3 separate regions of the Homo sapiens genome follow, and all the other regions are linked to region 3. Evidence: chromatin loops called from intact Hi-C (ENCODE). Cell type or tissue: heart right ventricle. All regions are shown on one strand. Links, peaks and the distances in the headings refer to the core of each region. The heading gives the core; the rest is flanking DNA. Region 1 has its middle 14 kb from the start of LINC01544. Region 2 overlaps PIGN (phosphatidylinositol glycan anchor biosynthesis class N). Region 3 overlaps LOC124904314 (a long non-coding RNA gene).

Region 1 (10,849 bases), core at 1,829-9,828, 150 kb before region 3:
TATGCGAGGGATACAAACAAGACCACAATCAGCAGGATTTGGGGGCTGATTCAATATGGCAGCAACCAAGACGGTATGTCAAAAACAAGACATACGTGTGTATGTGTGAAGAGATAAATAAGCATACAAAGTATTTCACATAGTTTATTTGATTCTCACAACAGTGCAGAGGTGTGGATCGGGCAGTTATTAGAAACAGAGGTGTGGCCAGGCGCGGTGGCTCATGCCTGTAATCCCAGGACTTTGGGAGGCTGAGGCGGGCGGATCACAAGGTCAGGAGATCAAGACCATCCTGGCTAACACGGTGAAACCCCGTCTCTACTAAAAATACACAAAAAATTAGCCGGGCGTGGTGGCAGGCGCCTGTGGTCCCAGCTACACGGGAGGCTGAGGCAGGAGAATGGCGTGAACCCGGGAGGTGGAGCTTGCAGTGAGCCAAGGTCGCACTACTGCACTCCAGCCTGGGGGACAGTGCAAGACTCCGTCTCGAACAAACAAACAAAACAAACAAACAAACAAAAAACAGAGGTGCAGTGCTATATAAACATGTCAGGGATGTGCTCAAAGTCACACGGCCGAGAACTGGAGAACTGGCAGTGTTGGGATCCAGACTCAGATTTTCAGACCCCAAGTCGGTTTCTCTTTCCATTATGTCTCATAGAGAAAAAGATTATTTTTGTTTGTTTGTTTGTTTGTTTTCATTATTGCTAGTATTATTTTTAGAGACAAGCCTGGCTCTGTCACCCAGGCTGGTGTGAAGTGGCATGATCATAGCCCACTGCACCATCGATCTCCTGGGCTCCAGCAATCTTCCCATCTCGGCCTCTCAAAGTGTTGGGATTACAGACATGAGCCACTGTGCCTGGCCACAAAGATTCTAAGGCTGGGTGACTGGGAGAAATAGAGAGGCTGAGAAGGAAGCAAAGAGGGCTGAGGCCAAGGTACTGAGGAGCAGTGGATGGAGGCAGATAGTGAAAGACTGGTGGGAGCGCCCTCAGATGGAGGAGGAATGAGCCCCTGAAGGAGTCCTTTCCCCCACGTGTGTGGATGACATCCACTCTTCACATGAGAGAGGCACAGCCTCTCTGTTCAGCAAGAGTCAGGCTCGCCAGGCTGTTGCCTAAATCTAAGGACAATTCTGCATAGGAATCCAAGGTGCCCCTACAGCTCACTCTCCAGATGGCAGATTTCCTTGGGCCCTTCCTTCTGTTTGGGGCATCCTGTTTCACCCTCAGACTGCCTCCATTCACAAACAAAAAGAGCCTCTTGCCCTAAACTTAGCTTGGGGAAAAGGATTTTTTCATGCATCAAGGGAAAAGAGGAAACCAAAGCCATAGAACATATTTCCGTTGGCTGTGTCCCTGCTGACATGTGGTGATTCATCAGAGTGTGACACAACAGACCCTTTATGGTGATTAGCACTGGCTTGTTGAGCAAAGTCTCCTATCTCAGTATCCTTTTGCTGTTTCGAAAAACAAGTAAATAAATAGGATAAATAGCACATTCTCTATGGATGTCCACAACACCATAGAATGAGAGCGAACACAAAACACCCTATGTTGGCTTTTTTATTTGTCATCACTTTTTAATTTAGACCAGTGGTTTCCATTGCTCCTGGGGAGCCTTTTAAAAATACAGATTCCTAGGTCTGGCCTCTGCTGGTTCTGATTTTGTAAATATAAAAAAGAGCCTGTTTTCCTCCAGAGAGTCGGCAATGTTTATGCTGAAAGAACCTTTGCTCCTTTGTTCTAGGACAGGCTACAGGCTTGAGTGAAGAGAGAACTTTCCTTATGCTCTTTGCCAATGTCCATGTGGTCTCATTTGATTGGAGCCACTCATCAGATTAGTGATCTTGTGCCTCCAGGCCTGGGCTAGCTCTGTTCTCCATGGGTGCTTTCCCAACTTTTCCATCTGGCCTCAACCTTCTGTTCCTAAATTGGCCTTGACAGATTTAGAAGGTGCCTTGGAGACATATCTGTGCCCAATGAACAACTTAACTTGGCATGGGTCTCTGGGCATGAGGGCTGATGGGCCAGAGGATAGTCTGGGTTTCTGAAAGTAGTGCATGACAGAGAAACTGACCAGGGAAAGAGATTTTTGGGAAACACATTTCTGAGGTTGTCTGGGAGGTGCAGACAAAATCTGGTAAGTTTTGAGGCGTAAAAAGCAGCCTGGAACAAAGGGTTGGAGAGGTTGCAAACTTTATTCCCATTTCTGTATTTTAATTCTTCTTGCTTAGCTTCCAGGTGAACTGGATATATCCCTGGGCAGGCAGTGTACATCTTCTTAGAGCCTTACACCTCAGTGTGAATGAGTATATTAGATTCTCTCCTGAAATTGGGAAAGAAAGAGAGAATGATGTTTCAGAAAGAAAATCAGAAGAGCAGGTGGTTGGTGACCAGAAGGCCGCTCTGGGTCTTCAGCAGCTTTGCCTGGATATGGGGAGGGCACGGGGCACAGGGCACCGAGGCAAACGAAACAGGGACCTGGGCTGCCATGTTCTCTGGGAAATGTTTCATGTGAGTGCTCTGGGTAGAATGGATACAGGTGCATCTCCCATCCCTTAAAGTCTTTTTCTTTTTGGCATCCCTCGGTAATGTAATTTTGGAAACATGGAGAAGTTTCTATGTTTCAAAAGTAGTAGGCTGTAGGTTTATATGGATTATACAGGAAATAACATTGTCTTCGCTGACTCTAGAATTTTTTTTGTTATGGTAAAATGCATATAACATAAAATTTACTATTTTAATCATTTTAGGTGCATACTCCAGTAGCATTAAGTACATTCACATAGTCATGCAACCATCACCACCACCCATTGCCAGAGCTTTGTTACCATCCCCAGCTGAAACTCTGAACCCACTAAACACTAACTCTCTATTCCCCACTCCCCCAGCCCCTAATAAGCACTGTTTTACTTTCATCTCCATGAATGACTCTAGAATTTTATAACTTGGATCCTTTAAGATACAAATCCTCCAAGATACCCAGAAGTAATCCTTGGTAAATTCAGGTAGATTCTTGGATAAAATCAATTGCCTCCTCTGGTGTGTTTTAGCTATTTGTGTCTCCAAGCACCCTTCACTGTAGGGTTATCTTCTCCCTCAGTCCTCCCATCAAGAAAGCTTATAATGCATGGGTTTACAAGCAGGAAGTGGAGAAAACTGGTGCCTCACAGGTGAGCCCAGGAATCGAGGAAATCCTGAATGAACCCCTGAAAGGTGGCCTTTAGTCACTGGGCCAATTGTGAGCTGTTACCCCTAGATTTTCCTTCTATTTCATCTCCTCCCTAGAGAATCCTAAGACCAACCAACAACAGCAATATCATCAACAGCCCTGGCGAGTTCTCTGCCCGTAACCCTCCCTTCATAATGGGTCTTTTCCCCTTCATGGGCTTTGAAGAAAAGCCTGTTCTGCTCCTGCCTTTGTCTTTGGTCTCATTATTTCCCTTCTTCATCAGGTGGGTGCTGAAGAGAAGAGCCCAGGGCCCGTATTTGCAGCAAAGTTAGATCACGTTCATCCAACTGGGAGTTGAGTGTCTTGGCTGCTGGCTGGTGGGCCTACTGATCTGATTAGCCATGAGACATCTCTGGGCAGTTTCAGTTGTTTATGCATACACAGATGCTCATGACCTATCTGATTTGAAAACCACAACAACTAAGCAAGGCAGATCACTTTAGCTTTGCTGTGAATTGGCTCTCTCACCAACCCTCTAGCTCTCAGGGAGGCAGGTTCAAGGTAGCTAATAAGTAACTGATTGTAATTTTTATTTAGCTACGTGAATTTAACGGGCAGCTTAATTGCAGTTGTAGAAGTGAACCACGTAATCACAAATTGGGCCCTTTACATCTGTCACTCGCCACCAAGAGAAATGCTCTGAGTGGAGATCCTTATTTTTGTTTGGGCTAATACTGAATCAAAGAGGTTTTTAAAGTTAGAGAGGTGAAAAGAACGAGGTGCTTTTTTTGGTTGTTGTTCATTTTTTACATGCAGAAACCTTAAGATCCAATCTTGCCTGAGCCAACCAGCAATTCTTCTGTTCCCTTCTGGGTTCCTCTGTTAGCTTTTCAATGGGTATTTAAATCCCAGCTACTGAGTATTGATCGACCTCCTTGTTTAATTACCCAGCAGAGTGCATTCTCAACCAATCCATTTTGCTCCTGAAATGCCAGCGTGCAGCTTGGGAGGGAGGAGGGGATCAATTAATCCTTGTTTGCTTTTTAATTCCTGTTCCGAACATAGTACATTCACACGCAGGTTAATTTTTAAATCCTCTCCTCTTACTTCACTGCTTTAATTCACCCTGGAAACCTCAGTGACCCTAAAGCTCTATCAAGTTCTCCTTATTGCTTATGCAGCCTCATTAAATAGTTTAGCAAATACCTGACTTGGTCATTTCCCAGGCTTCTGCTGGGAACAATCGTCCAAAGTCCCTTAATTTTTTTGTTCCTGTCTGAAGTCCCTTAGGGCAGAGGTGTTCAGGAACTGCTGACACCTCTCCATCTTAACCTCGAGTAGAAGGGAAAAGGAGGGCTTCTTTGTGCCATTGGAGGGCTTGTTCCCGGGTCCTCTTTCTCATCAGAGCTAGCAAATTTTGAGTCCAGATTCCATTCTATTTGAAGGGCTTTGTGAAGGAAGAATATGTGTTAGATATTGGGAGCCCGTAGACACATAAAGAGCTAAAGGATCAGGGCATTGCATTTTTCTGTGATAGTTTAAATGTTGATAATGACCTTTCTAGGCATATGAACAAGATCACATCCTTTTGGTTTTTGTCTTTTTAGAGACAGGGTCTTGCTCTGTCACCCAGGCTGGAGTACAGCCGCGCAGTCATGGCTCACTGCAGCCTTAACCACCTGGGCTCAAGTGATCCCCTTGCCTCAGCCTCCCGAGTAGCTGGGACTACAGGCGTGCACCACCATGCCTGGCTGATTTTTATACTTTTTGTAGAGACAGGGTTTCATCATGTTGCCCAGGCTCGTCATGAAGTTCCGAACTCCAGGGATCCTCCCTCCCTGACCTCCCAGAATGCTGGTATTAGAGCATTTTGAGCCACCATGCCCAGTCTATGCTTTTTTGCTCCATGCTGATTTTTAAACTTAAATTTAAGCTCAAAATATTTAGATAATATCAAGAATGGCAGTCAGCAGAGGGAGTGAGTCTCTTCTATTCTTGATAGGCCATCACTGATCCTCCTACCTAGCTGGGAGTATAAGGAGCCCATGGTGGGGGAGGTTTGGACATTTTGAGCCCAAGCACATGTCTCAGCCTGTAGAAGAGATATGCTGAAGGCATAGATTGGCTTGATTCTGGTGAGCTGTTAGCCACATTTGAACACATCAGCTCCAATGCAGTTTGCTTAGGCACAACCTTGAAGTCGAAGATCAGTCAGAGGAGCTTTAAGGAGCTCTACTGGGAATCTTTTATTGCATCTGTGAAGTCTGCCTGTATTTGGCTAATGTGTGTTTCCTTTCACCTGATAGAGTGCAAAATGCCTTTGAACCCGGGAAAGGATCCCTGAGGGATGAGAGTGCTCCATTCTTTCCCAGGATATTAATGTCGTGGGACTTGGCTGCTTTCAGCTTCTAAACAGTGTGACTCCAGCTAAGAAGCAGGCATTTGACCTTTGGGGGCTTTGATCTTGTATTTTTCTGCTGGTGCATTTAATATGATACCTAAAAATAAACAGACTAATGGGGACTTTTTAAAATAAGGCCACTCATAAATATCACAAAACGCTTAGGAACAAACAACTTCCAGTCCTTCTACTATCTGAGGGAGAGAGAGGCTAAATGGTGATTGCAAATGAGGTTTCCCTGTTATGATTCCTGATCAGGGACAGCTGCCCCCAGGTCCCATAAGCTATGCCTAATGCAAATATGACCCTTTTCAAATTGTTCTGGAAGGTGCTGATAGCATGTAAGAGATGTGGAAAGGTTGCATTATGTATGAAAACACATATTAAGCTGCAGTATAGACTCCATGAATTCCAAGAGGCCAGGCTTTTCACTTTCAGTTTTACGGGGCTCCGGTGGAGTTTCTTACTGCACCAACTCATCCTATTTCCAGGGTGTTTATGTCTTTACTCTCATAGCCTTCCAATCTTGTCCAAAAGCCACCAGGATAAAACAACAGTGGAGGCGCATTTGTAAACTGAAGGCAATTGATTTAGAGTAAAAAAATAAAATGCCAAGCCCCTGGGGACCAACATGTGAAAATATTTTGGTGGCTTCAACAGTGAAAACAAGTTTCAGTGATATTATACACATAAATATTTGTGTAGCAGGTTCTGCACCTTTAATATCCAGGGCAATAACCCAGATTTTGACTTACGCAAAATCTGAGTTGTGCAAAACTGCGTGGAAGGGAACGATTGCATAAGCAGGGATGTAACTGTTCCATTACGTGGTGGGAACTGAGATTGAATGAATCAGTGTATTAGTGACTAAACCCAAAATTGGAAAGGCAGGAGAAAAATCCTACACACACACACACACACACACACACACACACACACACACACACACTTGTTTGTTAATATCCTCTGCCTCAACTTCAATTCTGCTGAAAAAGGGCTTAAGAAAGGCTTACCTACCAGTAATTTACTTGGAGGCATACATGATCTTTAGGAGCAGGGGTGAGGGACGGGGAGGGAAAGCCAAAACAAGAATGCATTATCTAGTAGTATCTAGTATCTAGTATCATTGACACAAGCATCTCGTTCTCAGTCCTGCTGGAACCTTCTGAGAAGCTTCATAAAATGCCCTTAAGAACTGGCCATTAAAGGGGCCGGGGGGAAGCATTTATCCATGAACCCTGCTGTCACTAAACCCCAGTCTGGGTGGCTCTTTTGAGCAGCTCCTTGTTAGAGATGCTCCAGGGCTGGAGGCAGGAGCCAAGGAGAGAAGACCTGGCATGAGGCACCCTCTGTGGCCATATCTGTGGGAAGCTGGCAAAGCCCCAGTGGACCTGGTCACCATGGCCATGGCCAGAGCAGGGGTGAGGCCAAGAGGAACCGGAAGTGATACTGCATGTGACGTGCCTGAAACACACAGGGAGTGGGGGCAGGGAGGTCAAGAGTGACCTAGGCTTCAGAGTGGAGCAGAGTGGGGTTATGAGGAGCAGGAGGCCATATCTAAACGCCAAACGCAGCACATGATGTGACAAGCATACATACTGTTAGAGAGACAGAAGATTTATGTGAAGATGGGCATCTGAGTGCTAGGAAAAATATATTAAAGATGGGGATTCTCCTGGAAATTTGAGGAGATATGTCCTCAGAACAAACAAAAAAATGGTACTCCATCTGCTGTTAATTAATTCAGTAGGACCTGGGGCTGAGTAAGGAAGCAGATCCTCTGTAACTGTCAGAAACAACTGGGGCATCAGCATATCCCAGTCAAGCCCGAACTGTGGCCTGAGCTTCCTGTCACCAGAGTTACCTGATCTGGAAAAATTTGTCTGGTACACTGAAGATGAAATGGTGCCTCCGAACTGTGGATGCTTCCCGCTGGAATGGCTGTGAGGCACTTTCTGTTTTTTCCACCCTTCCTTATAAATGAAGACAACCGGGAATCTGAGAGGGGTAGTTCCCATTGCTGCTCAGTAAAGAGGCAGAAACTAGAACCCAAGTTGTTAGTCAGGGATTGTGTACAGCCATAAAAAAAGACAACTGAAAAGCAACATCTTGAACAACTTGGGGGTTGGTTTTTCTCTCATGACGAGAGGTCCAGAGGTAGATAGTTGCTGGCATTGGTTCGGTGGTGAAGGTGCCAGGCCACATTCTCTGTGACTCTGTGGCCTTTCCCTCAGGATCAGTCAGAAGATGGCTGTTGCAGGAAAGCAGACTTGCCGTGAGAAAGGCGAGGGCTCAAAAGCCCAGCCTGACTTCTGCTTAAATTATATTCCTTGGAACTGTATCACATGGCCACCCTTATCTTGGAGAGTGGCCGAGAAACATAATTTCTTCAGCTGGGTGCTTTGCATTACATCAGGTCTCTCTACTAAGGAAGAACTATAGAATGGGTACTAGGTAGGCATTTAGTGTTCTCATCTGCAGAGGAACCCCAGAAAACCATCCATGTTTTTTTCCCCTCTGGATATTTGAGAAGAGACAGATGTGATGAAAAGCTGTAACGTATGTGCCAAATCATGCCGTCTGTGGTACTTGGCTCGAGTACCACTGGCCCAATCCTACTAACCACAGGACCTCGACTGTATTTCCAGAAGAAATTATTTTCTAAGGCAGATTAGTGCTTTAACAAAACAATGAACATCACAGGCAACCTTCACATGGGAACTTTCTCCTTTTTACTCCCCAAAGACCCAAGAAGTCTGGGAAGATGGTCCTCAGAAGAAGTCAGAGGTGATGGTATGACATTCAGAGGTTAAATTGGAAATAATTGGAAACAATTTTCATGTGAGCTGCATTGTTGCTACTGAGACTATATTAGGGGCTCACTATGAAATGCAGAAGCTAGGGTGTTCATTTGCATCAGGAGAGAAACAAACAGACGTTCCATATACATTTTTCTGCCTAAAACGGGAACAGTTACATGAAGCAAGTAACGCAGGAGAAAAAATAACTGGAGTAAATAAAATGCTAGAAAATCAGGAGATGATGATGAAAGCCAGCAGCAGTTTTTCTCAGGCCAAATTTTGGAACTTTACGTTGTTTATTTCCCTCCACCAGAGTCTGGCTGCTGCTCGGCAGATGTCATTACACAGTATACTGGTTTGCATTTCCAGGCAGTCTGAATTAGCAAATTATTTGTCAAAATAATAAGAATGCCTTTCTCTTGCCACAGACTGGGTGAAAATATTTGCAAAACACATATCTCATAAAGTATTTAGAGTGTATAAAGCACTCTTACAACTCAATAATAAGATAAACAATTTGATTAAAAATGGGCAGATCTAAATGGAAATTTTACCCTAGACAAATGATGACAAATAAGTAAAAAGATGACAAGTGAAAAGATGCTGAATATTATTCATCATTAAGGAAATGCAAATTAAAACTACAATGAGTTATTAGTGTACTTTCACTGGAAAAGCCAAAATTAAAGTGATTGACAATACCAGGTGCTAGTGAGGACGTGGAGCTATGTGCTTGTGTACTGCTGCTGGGAACATAAAATAGTATAGCTACTCTGGAAAAGTGTTGGAGTTTCTTACAAAGTTAAACATATACTTTGTATATGACCCAGTAATCTCACGTATTATTACTGATAATAACCCCAAACTGAAAACAATCCAAATGACCATCAATAGATGAATGGATAAATGTATGCGGTAAATCCATACAGTGAAATATTACTCAGCAATAAAAAGTAATGAACTATTGACACATACAAGAACATGAATGAATCTCAAAAGCACTATGCTAAGTGAAATAAGCCAGCCACAAAAGACTAAATGCTGCATAGTCCTATTTATATTGTAGAGGAAGAAGAATAATTTTTTCTTCAACCCTCATAGGATCTTAGCTGAAATAGAACCCTGTAACTAAAGACAGATTAACAAGAGAAACACAAGCAAGTTTATTCACAGGCATATTTCATATATACATGAGAGACACCCAGGGAATGAGTGTTTCCCAAGGATTTTAAAGAAGTGATAAGACAGAAGAAAGGACTTTGAGTATTTAGGGGTGGCAACTTGTGGGAAGGGAAATAAATGGCAGATAAAAGCCAGTTGTTAATGCATGTTAATTTAGATTCCTCTGATAACCAACTCTAGGATCATAAGGGTCTAAAGTTATCTTCAGTGATTAACCTTTGTTCTGCCTGGTATAAGGGAAGGCAGGTAAGATACTTTTTTGTCTTCCTAAGTTTATGTCCTGCTTTTAGGCAAATAGAGGAAGGAGAGAGAACTTTCCCGTATCTGCTTCTTCTTAACTGCAATTCAGCAATCCTTCATATTTTGAGGGTGGTATATTCTGGTCTCCCACAATATGAAGTTCTAGACTCAATGATTACCAGATGCTGTGAGTAGGGAGCAGGGATGGACTGCAAAGGAGCATGAGGGAACATTTTAGGGTGATAGAAATGTCTATGTCTTGGTTGTGGTGATGGTAGGTAACTATGCATTTGTTGAAGCTCATCACACAACATGCTTAACATCGATGAATTTTAATGTATATAAGTAATACTTCAATAAAGCTGATTAAAAATGCCATGCCTTTTTGAGCAATTGTTTGAAACCTCAGCTTATGGGTAGAACATCAAAGGGAGCCATTTGTCAACTTGTGGGTTGTAGAAACCCCCAAGCTTGCCAAAGATGAGCATTAACTTCTCCCAACACAAAAGCCATGATCTGAAGCTCAACACTTGGGCACGTCCACACTTTGCAGCTCAGTTCATAGCTGGGTCAAGGAGGAAGAGGCATTGCTGGGAATAAAGTGTTGAAAGATAATTTTCAAAAAAAAAAGATAAATTCTTGACTCTCATAAGGATATAAAAATGAACTCATGTTAAAGTGTTTACTTTACTCATAATGAGAGAACCCAGCAGATGTTATGCTCAGTATGGAATAAGATAATGAATAAAATGTAAAAGAGTAAAGGCATTTTGAAATGAATGTGCAAATGGAGGCAAAATTGGTTTTTCCATGGTGGGGAGGGTATTCCCTGCCCCAGTCAGAATTCATTTGTGTGTCTACAGAAAAGATGATCCTGTGTTCTTGTCAGTCACTTATGCTTTACACAGTTATAGAATAGATCCCATAGAGTCAGAATCAGATTATGGGGAAAGATATGTTATAGACAGTGTCTATTTTTCCATTGAAACACAAATTTTGACTGGGTGCAGTGGCTCATGCATATAATTCCAGCACTTTGGGAGGCCGA
Region 2 (10,849 bases), core at 1,080-9,079, 550 kb before region 3:
GGGAGGCTGAGGCATGAGAATCACTTGAACCAGAGAGGCAGAGGTTGCAGCAGTGAGCCAAGATCCCACCACTGCACTCCAGCCTGAGCAACAGAGTGAGACCCTGTCTGAAAAAAAAAAAAAAAAAAAAAAGACAAAGAAAAAACAAAAGAAAAGAAAGAAAGGCTAGTTAGGGAAGGACTCTTCGTCAAGGGTTCAGGTGCACACTGCTACCCCTTTTTCCACGTGGCATGGTAACTGATCATAGACTTCCCCTATTTTGATGTTCAGTGTCTGCCTGCACATACATATTCAAAGCCACTGTGTCCTCTGGGGGTCTGGCGGGATGGCTGATTCCCATGTACTGGTTCACCCACTCTAGAGCATAGTGACCAGCCCTGCCTGTAGACCTGTCTGGCTAAAAATCACCACTTGCTAAAAGCCTGCAATATGGTCAAAAAAATCTAAGATAACATGAGAAATGGACTCTTGAGGTCATATGAAATTCAAGGAACAGAACCAAACCTAAAAACATTAAAATTCTCAGAAATATTTAAGAAACTATTGCATCCATAAAACAAAAGCAGCATTAACTTTGCAAAATGTAGAAAGGTACTAGATGCATTAAAAATAACTTCTACATTTAATAAGAAAATAAATATTTCATAAGAATGCAACAAAAAACTTAAAGATAAGTTGTATAAGAATGGTCCAAATGAGAGGCAGATCCTCCAAATTAGAATAGGAAGTGAGTGGACCTCAAACTAAATGAAATGAATTTTAAGTAGTAGATGGATTGAGTAAGAAGCTGGAGGAAATTAAGGACATGATGTATACATAGAAAGCATACATTTCTTCATCCGCCCGCCCATCAAAAAAAACAATGACAATCAGAAACTTAAGGGAGAAAGAAACATTTCAAACTTTACAAGAAAGCATGCTTCAAATATAAAGCACCCTCAGATGTGGCATGATTTTGAACAGTTGCTAGGAGTGTGAGAAAGGGAATTCATTTGAACATTGTCATGTGGATCAAGGCTTTAAAGAAATAGATGAGAAAATCTAATTGTAGCATAAAACTTTGTTTTTCAGTGGACAGTATTTAAATAGTCATGTGATATAAGTATTGGTTTTCAGCTTTTAGAGTCAATCCTTGGACAAAGCAGGGAAGAATGAATTATGATTACAGAATAGAATGCAAATGTTAGCAGCCTTGAAAATGTACAAGTGCAGTTAACAGGTTGGAAGGCAGAGAGGGAAGGAAATGTACATGGAATAGTAGCGGTGCTATTGTCTTCATGAAATAGAATATGGAGAATTTTATCTTTAGTTGAATTCGTCAGAGGTTTAGGTATTAGTTTTTGTTTTGTTTTGTTTTGTTTGAGACTGACTCTCGTTCTGTTGCTCAGGCTGGAGTGCAGTGGCGCAATCTTGGCTCACTGCAACCTCTGCCTCCTGGGTTCAAGCAATTCTCCTGCCTCAGTCTCCTGAGTAGCTGGGCTTACAAGCACGCCACCACGCCCAGCTAATTTTTGTGTTTTTAGTAGAGATGGGGTTTCACCATGTTGGCTAGGCTGGTCTCGAACTCCTGACCTCGTGATCCACCCACCTCGGCCTCCCAAAGTGCTGGGATTACAGGCATGAGCCACCACGCCCAGCCTTAGGTATTAGATTATGAAAGTAACCAAGGTCACCAAAAGAGGAGGTAAAAATGTGATATAGCCAAATTGAGTGGGGAGGAAAGCCAGAGACAACAAGGGGTCAACAAAAAGTACCCCCAGTCATCAAGTCAAGAAAAAGTAAGAAGAACATGTTTTTTAAAAATGTAGGCAAGTACCGGAATAACTAAAAACAAACACATGTAAAAGTTTTTGGTCTGGGTTGGTGAACTGAGAAATGAAAAAGAGTTATTATGCCCTTGTGTAGTGTTTGATTTTTAAAAAATATGTGCATATATTGCTTTGATAAAACTTATTTTTAAAAGTATGTTTATCAAAATAAATAGATATTCTAATCATTGGCACAAATTCAGTAGAATATGTAATTGGAAAAGGATACTATTCATAATAGAAATAAAATACCCAGCAATAAAATAATGAGAAATGTATATTGTAAAGAAAACTGTCAAATTTTATTAAGGACATAACAGGCAATATAAACAAACAAATGTTGGATAATACTGTTCAATACTGTAAAAATGTCGGTCCTCTCCAAATTACTTACTGAATATGGTATTATAACAAAAGGATTTTTGTATAACTCAAAAACATAATTTTAAAATTTATATCAAAAATAAATTCTCAAGAATAGCTTAATTAGTTTTGAGAAAGAAGAACAAGATAAGAGATTTGCTCTGCTAGATAACAGAACACATTCTAAAGCTATTATAACTCTAAAAAATGTAGTATTGATGCAGGCCAAACATATAGATTTAGTGGAACTGATTCGTGAGTACATAAAGAGATAAGATTCACTTGTCTACAACGTGCACCTTGACTTATGATGGGGTTACATCCCTAAGTTGCAAATAATGTAAGTGCAAAATGGATTTAATACACCTAACCTACTGAACATCATAGCTTAGTCTAGCCTACCTTTAATGTGCTGAGAACACTTAACATTAGCCTACAGTTGGTCAGAATCATCTAACATAAAGCCGACTGTATAATAAAGTATTGAATATCTCATGTAATTTATTGAATACTGCATTGAAAGTGAAGAACAAAATGATTGTGTGGGTACTCAAAGTATGCTTTCTACTGAATGCATATCACTTCCATGTTAGCTGAAAAATCCTAAGTCAAACTCTCATAAGTTTGGGACAATCTGTATATGGGATTTGGTTTTGACTGAAGGTAGTGTTTCAAATCAGTAGGAGAAAGATTTGTACTAAGAAAATTGACCATTTGGAAAAAATAAGGCTAGCTCTTGTAACCTCATTTCATTCACAAAACTAAATTCTACATTGATTAAAGAACTGAATATTTAAAAATAAGTAAAAGTGTGAGGTCTATAAAATATAAAATTTAACAGTCATATGGAAAAGATATTAGCTAGCATCATAATCAGAATTTTATTTTATCATTTTTTTTTAATAGAGATGGGATCTCCCTATGTTGCCCAAGCTTATCTTGAACTCCTGGGCTCAAGCGGTCTGCCTGCCTTGGCCTCCCAAAGTGCTGGGATTGCAGGTGTGAGCTACTGTGCCTGACTGTAATCAGAATTTATTAATTATATCAGTTACATAAAATTGGAAAATATACCAGAACCAGGTGGAATACTAAATTGAAAATTATTTTTTAATCATTTAGGGAGATGTGAACCACAGAAATTATTTGTTAAATTATTTTTAAGAGTATTTAGTTTCACTCATTAAAAATTTCATTCCCCCTTGAGGTATTTTGAAATAGAATATTTAAGGGCATTGACTAAATGTTAGCTCTGCATTACAAGTCTTTAATGTTTGGTGTTATCAGAAAAAACAGTTATCACCATTTACTGAGTACCATCGACCCTTTATTTCTTTAGTCCAGTGGGTTTTTTTCACATTAACATCATATATTTCTTTTTAATCACTTTTATATATGCACATAATGTCAGCATGTCTTCTTAGAAACTATATCAAGTAAATGTGGGCCTATAAACATAAAAGATCAAAGAGTACTGTTGTCACACATGCTTTTAGCAAAAAAGATAACCCAGGTTCTTTTCACAAACTATTGTGTAATAAAGTCTTTCCTTTTGTATAAGCATCATTTTTTTTTGTTCTTAGAAATATATTGTTCACTTGTCTGTTCTTAACTTGAGAAAATTCATCTAGGACATTGGCATCTGAAAATTCATAGTATCAAAATTTTCGTGACATGATTAATTTCACCAGCATTATTAGATTTTAGTTTAATGGTATCTTCACCATTTTTCCATTATCTTGTTCAGTCTTTTCTAGCATAGTTATGAGTAATTGGTGAATAATAAAATAATTCCTAGGGTAATGAAATAGCAAATGTTTCAGGACGTAGGAAAAATAAAATTGCCAAGATTCTTTATCTTAGGCTTGTAAAAGGGTCTAACAGGGCCATGTGGTAATTGCATATCCTATTTTTTTGCAAAAATAAATAAATTTTCTCTTTGATATTTTAAAGACCTCTAAAAAGAATAAAAGTCATAAAACATCCATTCTGATAAAGAGAACTGCTAAAAAACAAACACCTGAAGCTAAAATTGGGTCTGGCAGACCCTGGTGATGGTATGCTGAAGGATGACCAGCAGGTGGAGCTACATGACCAGGAGAGGCATAAAAGGATCACCCATCTGTAAAAGGAGGAAAAACACTTTATGTTTAAAATTGTATACTTTAGAGGCTGGAGTAAGACAAGAAATAATTTAAAAGAAAAAATGCCACAGAATAAGAAGAAAGCAAAAAAGATCTCTTCAGAGATATCTTAGGGGGAAGAATACGGAATTGGGAAGGGGATATATACCTTGCCAATAGAAGCAAAAATATTTGTTACTTTTTTATTTGAAAATTATTATATAAATTTGATAAACAAAGAAATTTTAACAAAAAACTGTATTTTCTACTAAAATGGCAACAGTATTTGGTTTCTCTTATAAAATTTGTTTCTTTTAGCTGATAAAGGCCCTTCCCTTAGACCCAACTTAAATACTAGCTTGTATGTGAACCTTTCTACCAGTTTACCTATCTGATTTACTAATTATTTGTAAGAAACATAATTTTCTGCTTCAAAACTGAAATTTATCTTTAAAAAAAACTTCTGTGCATCACATACCTACATAGAAAAATATTATTCATTTATTCACTTATGACATGAAGGGTGATACGATTCTATATCATTGGTCATGCTAAAGGAATGAAAATTATTCTAGAAATAACTTTTTATCCTGCTTTCTCTGTCTTTATACTCTTAAAATATTTTTCCCTTTAAATAGACATTCTAAAAAGGAATAGACAAGTATTACTAAAATATTAGGTCATGTGTAGATGAAAGCAAAAAAAATTTGTAACAAAAATCAGAGTAAGAAAGGGCAGCATTTTAGGAGATCTTGTCCTCTAAACACTAGCTGACCCTGAATAATTGATAAAATTCTTGGTAATCCTAAAATGTGGTTTACCTTATTCTATAGTATTAAGTAACCATTAAAAAAATGAATAGTAACAATTACAGCAAAGTAATGTGCACAGATTAAGACAACTCATTTCTCTCTTTTTTTTTAACTTAAACATGACATGTTTATAGATTCTTTAAAACTTGATATTTTCAATAAAAACAATTTAGTCAATAAAGGAAATTTTTCCTCACAAATTACTATGTAGAATGTTGTATTTCAAACATGTTGCTTTTTAAGTTAATACTTCATTAGTTTATCCATATCTGTAACTATGCATAGATTAAAGGGAAAATGAACAACAAATAGTAAAACCATCACTTTTCCTTGTGGGCAATCTGAATTTGGGCAGTTGATAGGAAGATATATTAGTTTTCTAGGGTTGCCATAACAAACTACCACAACCTACATGGCTTAGCATAACAGAAATACATTCTTTCACAGTTCTAGAGACTAAAGTCCAAAATTAAGGCTAGGAGTCCAAAAGCAAGGTGTCACCAGAACCATGCTCCCTCCAAAGGCTTAGAGTAGAATCTTCCCTTGCCTCTACCTAGCTTCTGGGGGCTGCAAGCAATCCTCGGTTTCCTTGGCTTGTAGCTTTATCATTCTACTCTCTATCTCTGTCATCAGTGGTCTTCTTCCTTGTGTCTCTGTCTCCAGATCTCCCTCTCAAGGACACCAGTCACTAGATTTAAGGTTCACCCTAATTTAGTATTAATGTGCTTTAGCTTGATGATGTCTACAAAGACACTATTTCAAAATCAGGTCACATTCCCAGATACCAGGGGTTAGGACCTTTTTGGGGGACACAATTTAACTCTCAACAGAAATTAATAGTTTACATTTGTCATCATTTCAGCCATTGCAGAGTAATTATCTTACAATGCTTCATTGATTTACTTAACCAGTATTTATTGTTTTCCTACTGTGTCCCAGGCACTATACTGATGTTGGAAAAGATAGACGTAGTGCCTGCCCTTGTTGGACACAAAGTCTAATGGGAACATATAGACAGTATAGCAAATGATACAGCATGATAAGGGATAATTCAATGTATTATGAGTGACTGTTTTTGTAAGAACAGTTGAGGAGCACCAAACCCACAGATGAGGGATGCAAATTTATAGGAAGTTAAATAAGACAACTTCAGTGAAGGCAGTGTTGGAAAGAGAACTTTTGATTTGTTGATACCTCAGAGAGCAGCTGAGATGGAGACGCAAGAAGTCTTCAGCTCAACGCACTTCTGAGGTAGTAACAGCCAATATACTAGCTTTCATTAACTTGACACTAATTGCTATGGGCTGCAGTGGGTCTGAGACAGCTAAGAATGTGGACTTAAGGTGGGAAAGTATGGCAGTGATGTGCTAACAAGAGACTCAGCTCTCTGAGAGAGGGAAAGACTCCCATTAATAGCCTTTGCCAATTTCATTGGTATAAATACGCTCACTATGATCAATCTCAAGCTACCAAGGATGATGCGACTAGAGAAAGGGAAGAGTTGTACACCATCTGCTCTCGGGAGCTGGTGTGAGCAGCCCTCAGCACGCCACTGAGGGAGGGAGAGAAGGGAGTAAGGAATTGAGGCAAGGGGAGAGAAAGCCAGGTGTTGAGAGCTAATAGAAAGTGCTTTCCAATATTGGCTTTGCATTGTCCTTGGAAGGGAATTTTGCAGGGAGTGAGTGGGGAGATCTGCATTTCCAATGAAACATCGTTGTATACTTATATTTTAATATTTCTTTATGATGACTTCTTATTTTGAAGCCAAATAGAAGAAACTTAATAGTTTATTTTTGCCTTACATTTTTCATGTTAAATATATTAAAGAAAATGTATTTTAGCTAAGGGACAGTAGATGCAAATGTAATAATAAAATATTATAGCCCTCTAGAAATAATGGGCTTATAGAATTTAATGAATATTTTAAACATTTTATTAAAATATTTTAATGACTCAAAACCCACTTTTGTAATGTGAAAACAAAGGATAATTTTTTCCTCATATCAACCTAAATGAACTCTTCTACCTTTTTTTCTTTTCTTTTTTTTCTTGATCTCTGTGGCTGCATGTGAGTATCCAGCTGTGCCCTGAGCTAACACTGTTACCTATGCAGTGATTCTGGAGTTGGGTAGCTTTTCCCCCTGATCTCTTATGGACCCCATCTGTTCTAAAGTTCCTTGTTTAAATGTAAAATACCTTCCGTGGCCTAGTGGTTTTAATTATGTTACTAGCTCTGTGGTCTGATCATTTAGGAGTTTCTTTGGCATTCCTCCTGGCTGGCTTCCAGCCATTTCTTTGTTTATACTTTTTACCACAAGCAAATCTCATCATCTCCAAAGATGATATCTCTGAAAGTCCTCAGTTTGTCACACCAGTCACAAGTATCTGAAAAGAGGGGAAGAAAATAATCAAATCCTTTTCCCCAAGTTTGAAATTCAGGAATTTTATATATTTTTTTGGTAATGTCATGAATAGTATAGTGATTTTTAAATGTATAGTTGTTTTATATATGATATTTTTAAATTCAGGAATAATTCTTGTGGGAATTATAAGATGTTTTTGACATTATAAAAGTGGGAATAAAAAATATTTTAGAAGATAAATATCCTAAACCAAGAGTTAGAAAATTTCATAAGGATTTTTCATAAGTTTGTTGGTATGTTTTCCATGTGTAGTTTCCCATGCATTTTCTTGTTGGGAAAATAGCACCATGTATTTTTAATTGCCATTTCCATCATCAGTCCTATCTTCTCCTTCCGCTATTATGTATGTTTATTATGGCCTGGATAATTGGAGTAAGAAAAATGCCACAGGATATAGGTCCCAGCTACTCAGGAGGCTGATATGGGAGGATCACTTGAGCCAAGGAGATCAAGGCTCCAGCGAACCTCAGTCACACCACTGCGTTCCAGTCTGGGTGAAGAAGCAATACCTTGTCTCAAAAAACAAAACAAAAAAAAAACACACAAAAAAACCAGACTGTTGCAGTTGTTCAAGCAAATGATAAGGTCTTGCACCATTGCTTTCCTCATGACTACCCGCTCACAGTTATTATGTACTTAGTGTATGCAAGGCACTGTTTTAAATAATTTATCAGTGTTCGCTCATTTAATTCTTAAAACAGCCTGATATGGCGGGTACTGTTATTACAGATACTTCGGCTGCAGTGGTTTGACTTAGGATTTTTCGACTTTATGATGGTGTGAAAGCTATACGCATTCAATAGAAACCATACTTCAGCAACAGTATTCAATAAATTACATGAGATATTCAGCACTTTAGTATAAAACAAGCTTTGTGTTAGATAATTTTGTCAAACTGTAGCCTGATGTAAATATTCTGAGTACATTTAAGATAGGCTAGGTTAAGCTATGATGTTTGGTTGGTTAGATGTAAATGGAAATTGACTTAAGATATTTTCAACTTATGGTGGGTTTATTGGGATGTAGCATTATCTTAAGTTGAGGAGCACCTGTATCTCATTTTCACATGAGGAAACTGAATCAGAATGATACTTCCCCCAAGTAACAGAATTAGTAAACATTGAAGCTAGGATGGAACCCAGGCAGTCTGGCACAGAATCTATCACTAACCAGGGTAAGATTTATCCTTCCCAGTGTCCTCCTTGAGAAATACTGCTTTAAGATTGACAAGATAGGAATGGAAGGAAGTTAGGGGTTTAAGGTACAATGGAAGTTGAATCATTAAGGTACAATGGAAGTTGAATCATTCAACAATTAAGTTGAACGGATGTTGGACATATATTATGATTTACTAAACTGCTGCTCATAGGATGAGGGTCAAGTTCAGTTGTGGATCTGCTGAGTTTGAGCTGTCTGTAGAACAGCATCATGGTGTGACTGTATAGACAATCGGAAATCTGAATCTAAAGCTCAGGAGCAGGAATCAAGCTCTAAATATAGATTTTGGAAATTATCCATACCCTAGTATTAATTGATGCTGTGAGGCTGGGTGAAATCCCTCAGTTAAGGATACTAGAGGCTGGAATATTGGGCAAGGACAGAGGGAAAGCGTAGGAAGTGCTAATATTGTTTTTCCCTATTTTTACATTTTGTAAAATAGATTTTCAATACATGATGAAACTGGGATGCAGAGACTTTAAAAAGTTCACATGAAGCTTTTAAGCACATATAAGCATTTCATTACAGTGATTTTTATGTTCCTTGATCATAGTTTACACTAGTTCTTTTGCTCCAGCCTAATAAATCACTCAGCACCTGTAATATAAAATGATATTTTCTGTGGTAAAATTTTAGAAAAATGACATAAACTTGTCAGTTTGCAAACACTATAGTGTTTACCATGAATTCATGACATCAATATTTAGTTTATCTGGCAGAATGTAGAAAAATGTATTAATCACTAGAAAGTATGATAATTATTATTTAAATGTTATATATGTTGAAAGAATCTTAGGACAAACAGGTGAAGTCTTATGGTATTTTGTGATATATATAATAATATTTTTGAAACTGCTTTTGTTTGTTAATAAAAATAGAAATTGCATGGAGAAATTGCTTGGCCAAAAATAGATACAATGACTGATCCAGATACTCTTGTTTTCAGATTTTTTTCTCATGCTGTTTTAATTGTAAACTGTTATACAATTGGGTTACTAAAACCCTTGATGGGTTCTAGTAATCACCAACTAGTAAGTCATAAAACTTTTGTAACTTACTGTATTTCAGAATTGTTATTCAGATTTTCCAAATTATTCTTTGTGAGTTATGTATGATGTCATGAAAACACTGATTTTTGTGTTTTTCATTCGTATTTTAAAATATTTAGTTATTCTAGTTTTATAACTTTAACATCCCATTTTAAAGCAAGACTTAAAAAAGTTTTTTCGTAATAGAATATACACCAAACACAACCTTAGTATTTATCAAAGAAAAACAAATTCAAGTTAGACATACTTTTTTCCATTTTTGAAATTAGCAAAAAAGATTTTTATATGATTATGTTGCTAAATGGACACAAAATGCTGTTGTAGTATACACGTATATAATCACTCTTTTGGAGAGTAAATTCCACACTGTAAAGAACCTTAAAGTATTTAAAATCTTTAACCAAGCAGTTCCATCGTGTGATACAGAACTTCAGGAAGTGAATGTGAAAAAGTCTTTGCCCCAAGGTATTCATCCTAGGATTGCTTATAATCAAAAAAATGGAAAGCCACATAATTGAACAATAATAACATGTCTACTAGAAAGACTATGCAACCATTAAATGTTCTGTTTTCAGATTCTAATATGTCTTAGAATAATGTTTATAATATAATCATCAACAAAATGCAACTTACAAAGTTACACATTTGGTATGATTACAACTACATTAAAAATTCGTGTGTGTGTGTGTGTTTATACACATATATACAAACGTGTATATTTATATACACATATGTACAAACGTGTATATTTATATACACATATGTACAAACGTGTATATTTATATACACATATGTACAAACATGTATATACACATATGTACAAACGTGTATATTTATATACACATATGTACAAACGTGTATATATACATGTATGTACAAACATGTATATTTATATACATGTATGTACAAATTGTATATTTATATATAAAGGGAATTTAATGAAAAATGCTAACATTAGTAAGATATGTGCTCTGGCAGTGATTTTTATTTTTTACTCATGCTTTTTTTGTATTTAACTATTAAAAATAATTACATGTTTTTTGACGAGAAAAATAT
Region 3 (10,849 bases), core at 1,452-9,451:
TTTCCCTGTGTTGTCTAGGCTAGTCTTGAACTCCTGCACTCAAGCAATCCTCCTGCCTTGGCCTCCCAAAGTGCTTGGATTACAGGCATGAGCAACCATGCCCAGTCCAACTTGCTCTTTTTATTTCACATTGAATGTGGAGATTGTTATGATCTGATTGTTTATTTACTCTCAAAATTCATATGTTGAAATCTTAACCCCTAAGGTGATGGTTCAGGGTGTGGGGCCTTGGGAGGTAAACTGAGGGCAGAACTCTTATGACTGGGATTAGTGCCCTTATAAAAGAGCCAGCTATTTCCTTCCACCACGTGAGTACACAGCAAGAAGCTGCCATCTATGAACCAGAGAGGGAGCCCTCACCTGACACTAAATCTTCTAGTCCCTTAATCTTGGATTTCACAGCCTCCAGAAGGAGAACTGTTGGGCCAAAGGGTAATTTGTAATTTTTACAGATGATGTCAAATTGCTTTCCATGAAAGTTGCACTATTTAACTCTTACCCCTTGTTATGATTTGAATGTCCCCTCCAGAACTTATGTTGACATTTAATTGCCATTGAGGCAGTATTAAGATGTGACTAAGTTATGAGGGCAAAGCCCTCATGAGTTAACGCCATAACCATGGGAGTGGGTTAGTTGTTGCGTGAGTGAGTTAGTTACTCCATTTTTCAGACTCAATTTTTTGAAAATGTCTGTATCTCTGTCTCTAGGGTACACCTCCTTGCCATGTGTTACCTTCTGTCATGTTATGATGCAGCAAGAAGGCCCTAATCAGTGGTAGTCCCTCAGTCCTGGACTTCTCAGCCTCCAGAACTGTGAGCCAAATAAATATCTTTTCTTCATAAATTACACAATCTGTGGTATTCTGTTGCAGCAACAAAAAATGCTCTAAGAAACCTTCAATTGCTGGTCCTCAGTGATAATTCTCATTATTGATATAAAAGTTGATTTTAAAAGATCTTCACCAACAGCATGTTATTAAACTTTTTGGTAACTTGCCAATCTTGTAGGTTGAAAAAACCTTGCCATCGTTTTAATTAGCATTTCTCTTTAATTTCCCTCTTCCCTATGAGTGAGGTTGAACATCTCTTCATTGGTTTAACCCATTTATGCCTGAGGTTGCAATTTTTTGAATTTTTGCAATCAGACCTTAGCAATGACCTTGAGCAGTAGGATATAAATAACTCCCACATGCTTAGCGTTCCAATAATGGAAAACTAGAGATAAATGGATTTTAAGACTCATTTGTATTTTCTTTGCTGGGAAGTTTGTTCTTATCCTTTCCTCATTTTTCTATTAGGTTTTTCTTTTTACTGTATTTGTTAGAGCTTTTTCTGTGTTAAAAAATTTAGCGAAAGTTATTGTTGCTGACAGTGGTTCACTAGGGTTAAGACCACTGGAAAAAATGGCATTAAATTATACTTTATGAACTTTAACATGTCATTTTACTGTTTCTAAAAATGAAAGTTATTTAGAAACATACCTATAATAACATTTATCTTCTTTAGTAATTGACAAATAGTGTTAATGTTGTTAGTGCTAGTACCTGAATATGCAGTTCACAGACATTGAGAGTTTGAGGAAAACTTAGATTATCTAATTCTACTCTCCCAGTTTGTAGAGAAGAAATTAAGGGCAAGGAGACTTGGTCATTTGGCTGCAACTATCAAAAAGCCAGGCTCAAACTGGCTTCCAGAATAAGAAAATGGATTGGTTCACCTAAAAGGAAGCCCAGAGTCAGTGCAGGCTTTGGGGCTGGGAGATTCAATCAGCTCAACAACATTTTCAGAAGCTCATGTTATTTTCTACCAAAGGGCAGGTGCCAGGGGTTGTCAGTAACAATGGGGGCATCATGGCAGTAGCTACTGCTTCTTTATTCTCCTCCAACAGGGGAGAGAGAATGCTGCTTCTGTAAAGCCTCTTGGAAGAATGACTACAAACCTTAGTCTTTACTAAAAGTCATTTAGTCATTTACTAAAAGTCATTTAGTAAAGTCATTGGTCTTTACTAAATCACATGACCCCTCCCCTGAGCCAATCATTGGGAAGGGGATGGCTCACCCTTAGACCAATCAGGATCACACCTATGGCTGGGGGTCAGGCCAGCTTCCAGTGTGTCACATGGGGTATTAAGGAGGGTCTAGGCACCTAAACAAAATCAGAAATCTGGGATATGTGAATATCATGTAGAATGGCAGCACTTAACCTCACATCGTTATTTTGACTTATAACATGTACAAAATAAAATAGATTCCCACTTGAAATCTGTATCAATCAATATTCTCCATAGAAACCAAACCAATAGGACACACACACACACACACACACACACACACACACAGAGAGAGAGAGAGAGAGAGAGAGAGAGAGAGAGAATTATTTTAAAGAATTGGCTCACACCATTGTGGGAGCTGGCAAACCTGAAATCTCTCCCTTTCTCTCTCTCTCTCTCTCTCTCTCTCTCTCTCTCTCTCTCTCTCCCCCCCCTTCCTCCCCTCCCTCCCTCCCTTCCTCCCTTCCTTCCTTTCTTCCTTCCTTCTTACCAAGTCTCGCTCTGTCTCCCAGGCTGGAGTGCAGTGGCGCCATCTCGGCTCACTGCAACCTCCGCCTCCTGGGTTCAAGTGATTCTCCTGCCTCAGCCTCCTGAGTAGCTGGGATTACAGCAGTGTGCCACCATGCCAAGCTAAAATCTGAAATCTTACAGCAGACCAGCACTCAAACTCAGGGAAGAGCTGATGTTGCAAGTCTTGAGGCAGAATTCCTCCTTCTTTGATAAGCCTCAGTCTTCGCTGTTAAGGCCTTCACCTGATTGGAAAAGGCCCACCCATATGATTGAGGGTAATCTCCTTTACTCAAAATCAACTGTAAATGTTAATCACATCTACAAAATACTTTCACAGCAACATCTAGTCTAGTGTGTGGCCAAACAACAAGGCATTATAGCCTAGCCAAGTTGACATATAAGATTAACTATCACATAATCTTTGTCCTCCAATCTTAATTTCCTTAATGTTTCTAACCTCCTACTTCCTTAAAATGGGTGGCTGTGGTGTGATTTCAGAAATGTAAACCTTAGCATGAGGGTGGAAACCACTATAGAAAACACAGAAATCATCGTTTTTCATACTAGTCCAAAGGATCCATACAGATGTCTCCAGACAGATTCAGCTCAATTTTCCAGATGTGAACACTTATACTGTTTCAGATTTAATCCATGGTGTTCTGCTGTGGGAAGGGGGGACTGGAAAGATGTTTTCTTTAGCATCTGCAATATAAGACAGAATGCAGTCCATGTCCCCACAAGTATCCCAAACAATGGGTCCAGGCTCAATCACTAAAGGGAAAAATTAGGGTTAGAAACCTTTACGTATGGTCTGTCTGAGCCAGCCTCTGGCTGACAAACCACTCATCCAATGATGGTAGTCCACTTGTTTGACAGCACTATGAATACATACAGTATGTTCTGGGCAGGTGGTTTGACAAATATTCCAGGGCAATTTATAAGATTTTAGCTCAAGCATCCTTCAGACTGTTTAAGGCCTGTTTTGGGTATTAGTGTGTACTTAGCAGATTATTAAAAAAAAAAAACTTTCATAACGTGAAATTCCTTTTTCTTCATAGGGATAATTTTAACCTGCTGGTAGTTTTCGTTTTTATGTGCTGTGATAGTGCTTGTTTATCTCAAAGTTTGTGTAAGGTTAGGCTGTTTCTACCCCAAAAGCCACTTCATTCCCTTGGCTAAAGCAAAGTCATGGGAATCAGTTACCCTTAGGGGGCAAAAACATACAAGCAAGTCTCCCATTAATGTTGAGGGGGAGTTTTGGGTACTAGCTGTCAGAGTTTCACCCTGCCTTATCTTAAAGTCTTCTTTCTAACTCATTGAAGACAAATAACACAGGGTGTTGGTGGGTGTGTGTGTTTATATGAGGGTGTGGGGAGAACACACGGACTTTGGGGAGCAGCCAATTTGGTGCAATTTGGGAATGATTGCCTTGTACAGAGCCAGCCTGAATAGTTTCCTTCCTCTGCGTATTTTAATAATTGTCAAGGCAAAAATAAAAGTGGCTGCGTTCCCTCTTTGGTGATGTCTCCGATCTGGAAGCCCTGTTGCTCTCCTGGGTCCCTCAGCGCCACAACGGACGTCAGTGGGAAGGGACCCTGTGTCCTTCGATGTCAAAGAGTTTCATCCCTATTTTAAGCCTGGGGTGGGGGAGCCCCGCTGCCAGGGGCAGCCAGAGAACCGATTTCCCCCTCCCGATGAGTCTGAGCTCTGGCAAAGTCTTCCGACAGCGCTCCCGGGAGCTTCCTAGGGATTGCTGACCTGACAGTGTCCACCGTTGAGGGGAGAATAATTGTGAACATCTATGCTGGCTTGTTTTAAAAAGCTAAGCGGCTGGCAGCGGGGCGTGCCTGTGGCCCGTCTTGCAGGTTCCGCGGCTGTGCAGTGAGTGCGCTTCTGGGCTGCAGGAGTGGGGCAAGGACGCCCCTCGGCCAGGTGTGGCTGGAGGCTGGGGAGGAGGAGAGCGCCCTCTGGTGGCCGAAAGAGAGACTGCCTGCGGGGCCCGGGCACCGGGAGGCTGGGTTTTCTCTGCAAAGAGCCTTGTCCGCAGATGGAAGCAAAGCAAACCCAAACTCCTTTCGGCTGCTGTGCTACCCTTTCTTCCGTTTTCTCAGGAGGGAGGATGATGGGCGCTGGGGAAGGAAAAGAAGAGCTAAGGATCTTCCTGTTTCTCCCTGGGGGCGAGCTTTTGTGCTGACTGAGGGGGACGGCTTTCTTATTGCTGACCCAAAGGTCCTTCCTTCTCCAGTGTTTGCCTAGTGTTTGAGGGGCGCACTTTCCTTTCCCCAGTGTGTCTTTTTTTTTTGCATGATCCTGCAGTGGCCTTCATGGTGTTGCCCCATCCAACTTTAATTCGGGGCCTCAAAATTGGGAGTAGGGACATAAAATGTGTGTGTGTTTGTGTGTGTGTGTGTTTTAGAACAGGCTCGAACTGGACTCTACCACCCCCTCCCACTGTGACGACTTCCCAGTGGGGGAGCAAGTCCCTTGAAAACAGCCAGCCTTTTGTTTGGGGTATTAGAGCAATTTCATTTCAGTCCTGTTCATTATTCAGAAAATTTTTTTTTAAATATCATTTATTACACTCTTTGCTTTTATTTTTTTGAGGCAGAAACTCACTGTCGCCCAGGCTGAAGTTCAGTGGCAGGATCTCTGCTCACTGCAGCCTCCGCTTCCCGGGTTCAAACAATTCTCCTGCCTCAGCTTCCCAAGTAACTGAGACTACAGGTGTGCACCACCACGCCTGGGTAATTTTTGTATTTTTAGTAGAGAACGGGATTTCATTATGTTGGCCAGGCTACTCTTGAACTCCTGACCTCAGGTGACCCACCTGCCTCGGCCTCCAAAAGTGCTGGGATTACAGGCGTGAGTCACCACGCCCAGCCCCATTATTTAAAATTTTGTTTAAACTCCTTGCACAGCTTTTTTCCTCAGGTGAGGCTGGAGCCATGGACCTGGCTCTGTGTGTGTGTGTGTGTGTGTGTGTGTGTGTGTGTGAGACCCATGCCCTTCCCATATTGTCCTAGGCTGGTTTCTCCAAAATGCAAGTCACAAGCCATTGCTGGCTCATAATATCAATTTAGAAAGTCACAATCTTTATTTTTCTTTAAAGGAGTAGAATGGAATACAAATTACAAAGTACATTCCAAGTAATAGAGTATGATTTCCTCAAAAAGCTGTTTCAGGTGTGTGTGTATGTGTGTGTGTGTGTGTGTGAAAATAAATGTGATAATAGATGTCAGCTGCCTGGAATTGTGTGAATCGTGTCATAATGTAAAACATTTACTGTGGGTCATGCTTAGAGAAGTTTGAAAGTCATTGTTTTAGCCAGGGGTGGTGGACATGCACTTGTGGTCCCTGCTACTCAGGAGGCTGAGGCAGGAGGATCTCTTGAGCTCTGGAGATGGAGGCTGCAGTGAGCTGTGATTGTATCATTGCACTCCAGCCTGGGTGACAGAGCGAGACCTTGTCTTTAAAAGAAAAAAAAAGAAAGAAAGTCACTGTTGTAGATGTGGCTTCTTGTTTGAGCAAAGGAAGGTGGGGTGCAGGGGAAGGGGAAAGGAGAAGGGAGCAGAAAGAGGAATCTTGAGGGACCCTCTGCTGCAGATTAGTGAAGTATGTCTGCCCCAGCCTTACCCTGGCCACTTCTGGTCCTTCTGCGGTGATGGGCTCCACTGTAGTGGTGTTGCTGTCATAGCTGGTGTTTGTGGTTGTTTAGGAGCTGTGTTCAGTTTCAGCTTCACTGAGGAGCTACCACGTTTCCAAGACAACAGGAAAAAACATCCCACTAAATACCATGTTGCACAAACTTTTTATTGGAATGTCTACAATCTTCCATGTACCTTTTTCTTTAGTCATATAATATTGTATGTTCTTGGCTTCCATTTCTCCCCACTGCAATATTCCTGCCATCTGGGGTCTCTTTTCCTATCACCCTGCAACTTCCCAAAAGCTTCCTCTGAGCTGCTGAATGGGAACCGACCCAAGCCTCCTCTGGACCCCCCACATTTGGTCTCCTTGGCTATTACATGTTTTCTTTCATTTTTCCTCACAGTGAAATGAGTGGTTTATCTGTCTCCTCTACCAGACCGTATTTCCTAGAGGATGTGGGTCACAGTCCAGTTGTCCTTGCATGCTTTGTAGCACTTTCCATAGAGTAAGTGGTGAAAATGATCATAGCACATTGAATGGCAAAAAGGAACTTCTTAGTCATCTCTTAGGAAGCATTTTCTATAATTGTCTGGTTGCAATTCAGGATTATCATTGTGTGCCAACAGCTGCAGGCTCATTTTAAATGTTGATTCTACAAATCCTCTCAAATAACAATGCCTTATGTTGACTTAGATTTTATAAAATGTCCTAGGTCACATGGTTTTGTTTAAAACACTTCTTTTGTCTTTGAAACAGCCAAGTGAAGTTCGATGTGGTAGATGTTACTTTCATTTTTTAGATGAGGAACTGTTCAGAAAGTGTAAGTGACTTGCCCAAGGTTCCTTGGATAGTAAATCACAGCTTGTGTTCTGTTCCTCTCACCTCTTTGCACAGAGCTTTGACATTCTTCTGTCAAGTCACCTTGCAAGTCTCATGCTTTCTGGGTAAGTAAATGCCATCCATGTACTTGTCCCGGGTCTTCAGTGATAAGTTTTGGTCCTGTCCTCAGCTGCTGGTGCCTCACTGAGTATATGACACTAGGCAAGCCATTGACCTGTTTCCACATCTCAGATCTTTCATCCTGAAAATAAAGATGACAATAGTTGCAGGCTGCCTCGAATGGCGTGGTGAAGATTAATGAGATGATGCAGAGAAGTGCCCTGAGCTTCTGGGACAAAAGGCTTGGTAGAAGCACAAAGTCTAATTATAATTTTCTAACATTTTCAAAGAGCCCTCTGGAAAGGCTAGCTCTTGCTTCTAAATTTGGAGAGGATGCCTGCCTGGGACAGATTGTTTTCTCTCAACTGGCAGCCCCAGCAGCCTCCTGCTTATGCTGGCCTTGATGGTTCTGCTCTGATCCAGTGGCACTCAGTCTACCTGGATCCCATTAACAGTAGAAGGTACAGTCCCCAAAAGTGCCAGCCCCTGATCTTCCATGCCTTTTGGATGGAGCAAGGGTAACCCACTTTGGACAGGCATCAGATGGGGTTCAGTTATTCTTAGGGAATGTAGATATAGTCCCTGGTCTAAGGATGGGAATGTGACATAGATTAGGGAGAATATAAGAAGTCTGCTTGGACCTTCTAGGAAAAATTTTTCCTCCCTAATAAGAGGAAGTCACAGAAAATCTTCTAGCCCTATGCTCAGCTTCCTGCCCTTGAACACAGTTTGAGATCTGAACCTTGAAGCTGCTGATGCCATCTTACAAACCAATGGGGAAGCCAAGAGAATTCAGCAACATTGGCCCAACGCCATTGAGTCCCTTAAACAGCATGGCATTTCTTATTTGTGACAAAAACAAATCTTTGCTTAAACCATCATCCGCATGCTGCTTCTGTTCCTTATAGACAGATACCAGTAGCTGAACTGATGGCTGTGTCAATCATGGTGTGGTTGCTCAGGTCCAGGGGGCGTTGCAGATTATCTGACCTGGAGTGTTACTGTAGAGGTTTTGGAACGCTGAATTTTACACAGAAAATCTTTGGCTTTGCTCATTTTCTACCCTGCTTTGTTTTCCTTTGGGCTACTCTTTCACCTAGCTACTCATCAAATGATCTATCCTGAGTGCAGGAATAAAATCAATACTAGAGCCAGTTTCCAAGTAATAGGGAGGTAAGCTTTGACTTTTCTCTTTCCCATTTCTTTTTAGAATTTATATAAATTTAGGGTGTACAGAAGCAATTTTGTTACATGTGTACAACATGTAGTGGCAAAATCTTGTTTTTCAGTGTAGCCATCACCCCAATAATGTACATAGTACCCATTAAGTAATTTCTCATCACTCTCCCCTCTCTTGTCCCTCCACCCTTCTGAGTGTCCACTCTCCATCAGCCCACACTCTTTGTCTATGCATACACATTATTTAGCTCCCACTTATAAGTGAGAACCTGAGGTATTTGATTCTCTGTTTCTGACTTGTATCATTTCTCAGCATTCGCATCCAGATATTCAGAGCCCTCAATGTCCCTGACTCTGTACCTTGTTTCTCATCTCCATCCAAACCTCTCTCTCTGACCTCTTTGGTCTTCACAGCCCCAACTGTTGCTGGCCTAAGGGGTCACCTTCCCAGGTAGTATGGCATTTTCACATAGTGGAGATGACTTGGCCAATCATGAAGCTAGGCACCCTTCTCTCGCCCTTTTCTGTTCTATCTAGTCTATCCTCTGCTCATAAAAAAGTTTTCAAGCATCTAGTGCCTTCTTGGTGTTCAATAGGGTACCATTTTTAATCCCAGGGGACTCAGTTGTCTTATCTCTGAAATGGAGATAACAGTATTTTGTCTGCTCAGAGACTGAGGATCCCGTCCTCTAAGCTCTTTGGATTCTTTCTGACTCCACAGTGCGTACCTAACAGGGCACTGTTAGGGCCCTGTTTGTCTTGGCTCTATGAAAATTATTACCACTTCAGTACCCTGATCAATGCTGTGATGGATTTTTTAAAAAGTCTTGATAAAAGAGGTTTATCTCCCCCAGGGTGTTTGCATTTTCAGAGATAACATGTGGGGGAAAATGTTGAAAAGTTCAAGACCTTTTCTGAAGCCCAATGCAGTCAGTTATTCTACCCTTGTGACCAGCCCATTCCTAAAATGAGTACATGAACATCCACAGTCTGGCTTTTAGTTGATTTTCTCTTCTTTCAGATTCACTGCAGATTAGAGTACCCAGAATTAGCCAAGACCTTCAACATTTAATGACTAGCCATGGAGAAGAAATAAGATGAACTGCTTGTCCCAGAAAGCGATAGAACTTTGAAAGCAGCTATATATTTCCTAGCTACCTCTAAAAAATGGAGCTGTCTTCATGAGACCTGTAAGAAGCCAACAGGTAACTTGAGATATAATACTTAAAGGAATGGCAAAGTAACTGATCTAATTAAGACATCCCCCAAATATCACAAAGTAGGAAGATTGATGCTGAAAGAGATGCTTTGAGCACCATTGGTTGCCTGTAAGGAGTATGATTTCAAATGGCAAAGTTGACTGGAGAACCTCCTAGGCATTAAGTGGTTTTCAAGAAGACTTTCTTTGGCTTTCTCTTTGTTCATGAAACAGAAAACTGTGTTTGGGTTGCATTCCAATACAGAGAGACTTAGTCCCTATAAGATTGAAATGTGCTGGTTCTTAGGTAATTAGGACTCCTTCCCAGCCCAATCGAGAAAATTGGCTTTGCCTTATGCTTGGAAAGAAAGTGGAACGTAAATGGAAGCCAGTAGATATTTCACCTGCCACTCAACTCATTAAGGTTAATAGCAAATGAATAAACAGAAATTCTGTTGAGGGATGTGGCATGTGTACCCAGTCATTGGTGACATGGCTATGTGCACACGGAGACTTGCTCTGTCAGATCAGTAGGATAATTTTAGCTTTTACTTTTGCCCCTTAGATCTGAGGTTTCTCATTCTGTCCTCAGTGATTAATGATGTTCTGTTACTTCAGATGCCCAAAACCTGGCTCTGGCAATTGGATGTTCATTTGGTTGCCCTGATGTAATCATTGAAGGGAATGGCGTTAATGGACCGTGGAATAGTTGGCCTCCATATGTGGATGGACTGACTTATGTGGATGGACTGACTTAGACTGAATGTTAAAGTGACCCAGTTTATTGTTTGATAATTGGCCATGAAGTGAACCAACACTAACGTATTTGGTGATTCAGTTATTCTAAATCACTGTTTGGTATGAGATGAGAGAAGAATGGGAATAATATCTAGTGTTAGTTCTGTAATTTTGTTAAGTATTTTTGAGGCCCTGCTGTGGGCTGAGTGCTGTTCTAGGTTCTGACAGGGTGTTGGAGGAGAGATTAAAAGGTGAACAAGATATTGCTTCTGATCTTGATGTGTTTTTATCTGGAGAAAGAAGACTTCGGGCCTCATATCCTATTTTGCTCAACTCAGGGCAGAGACCCGAGAAGCATTAAGATTTAAAATGCAGGAACGTGTGAGATCATTGCATAAAGACTCATTATAAAAATGCCAAGCAGTCTGAGAAGCAGTAGAGAGAACATAATTAAAAGACACTGTTTTAGTTTTCTAGGGCTGCTGTAACAAGGGAACACAAATTGGTGGCTTAAAATATCAAGAATTTACTTTATCACAGTTCTAGATGCCAGAATCCAAAATCAAGGTGTCGGTAGAGTTGATTCC

The links. A loop is a pair of places that touch in the nucleus more often than their neighbours do. Peaks named below come from ENCODE experiments on the same cell type or tissue, not always from the same donor. Only the 100,000 strongest peaks of a DNase experiment are listed, where the experiment ranks them.
Region 1: it touches region 3 in a loop (2.2-fold over the local background); 6 of 110 quality-filtered maps call a loop at or near these places.
Region 2: it touches region 3 in a loop (2.7-fold over the local background); 42 of 110 quality-filtered maps call a loop at or near these places.

Annotation. Positions count from the first base shown.
Region 1 is chr18:61,729,221-61,740,069 of GRCh38, reverse strand. No RefSeq gene overlaps it. Among named protein-coding and RNA genes, the nearest start is that of LINC01544, 14 kb to the left of the region's middle. In heart right ventricle, for the core only: no CTCF peak of the experiment used is centred there; no DNase peak of the experiment used is centred there; H3K4me3 peaks cover 876 bases; H3K27ac peaks cover 7,366 bases.
Region 2 is chr18:62,124,903-62,135,751 of GRCh38, reverse strand. All of the region lies in intron 14 of PIGN (phosphatidylinositol glycan anchor biosynthesis class N), which reads left to right. Among named protein-coding and RNA genes, the nearest start is that of PIGN, 57 kb to the left of the region's middle. In heart right ventricle, for the core only: CTCF peaks have their summits at 4,038 and 4,237 (motif pointing right); a DNase peak (open chromatin) is centred at 4,247.
Region 3 is chr18:61,575,710-61,586,558 of GRCh38, reverse strand. LOC124904314 (a long non-coding RNA gene) reads left to right here. Exons shown (of 7, transcript XR_007066395.1): 5 at 709-813; 6 at 7,103-7,152; 7 at 9,348-10,849. Among named protein-coding and RNA genes, the nearest start is that of LINC01544, 170 kb to the left of the region's middle. In heart right ventricle, for the core only: CTCF peaks have their summits at 4,318 and 4,521 (motif pointing left); DNase peaks (open chromatin) are centred at 4,228 and 4,528; H3K4me3 peaks cover 1,280 bases; H3K27ac peaks cover 3,711 bases.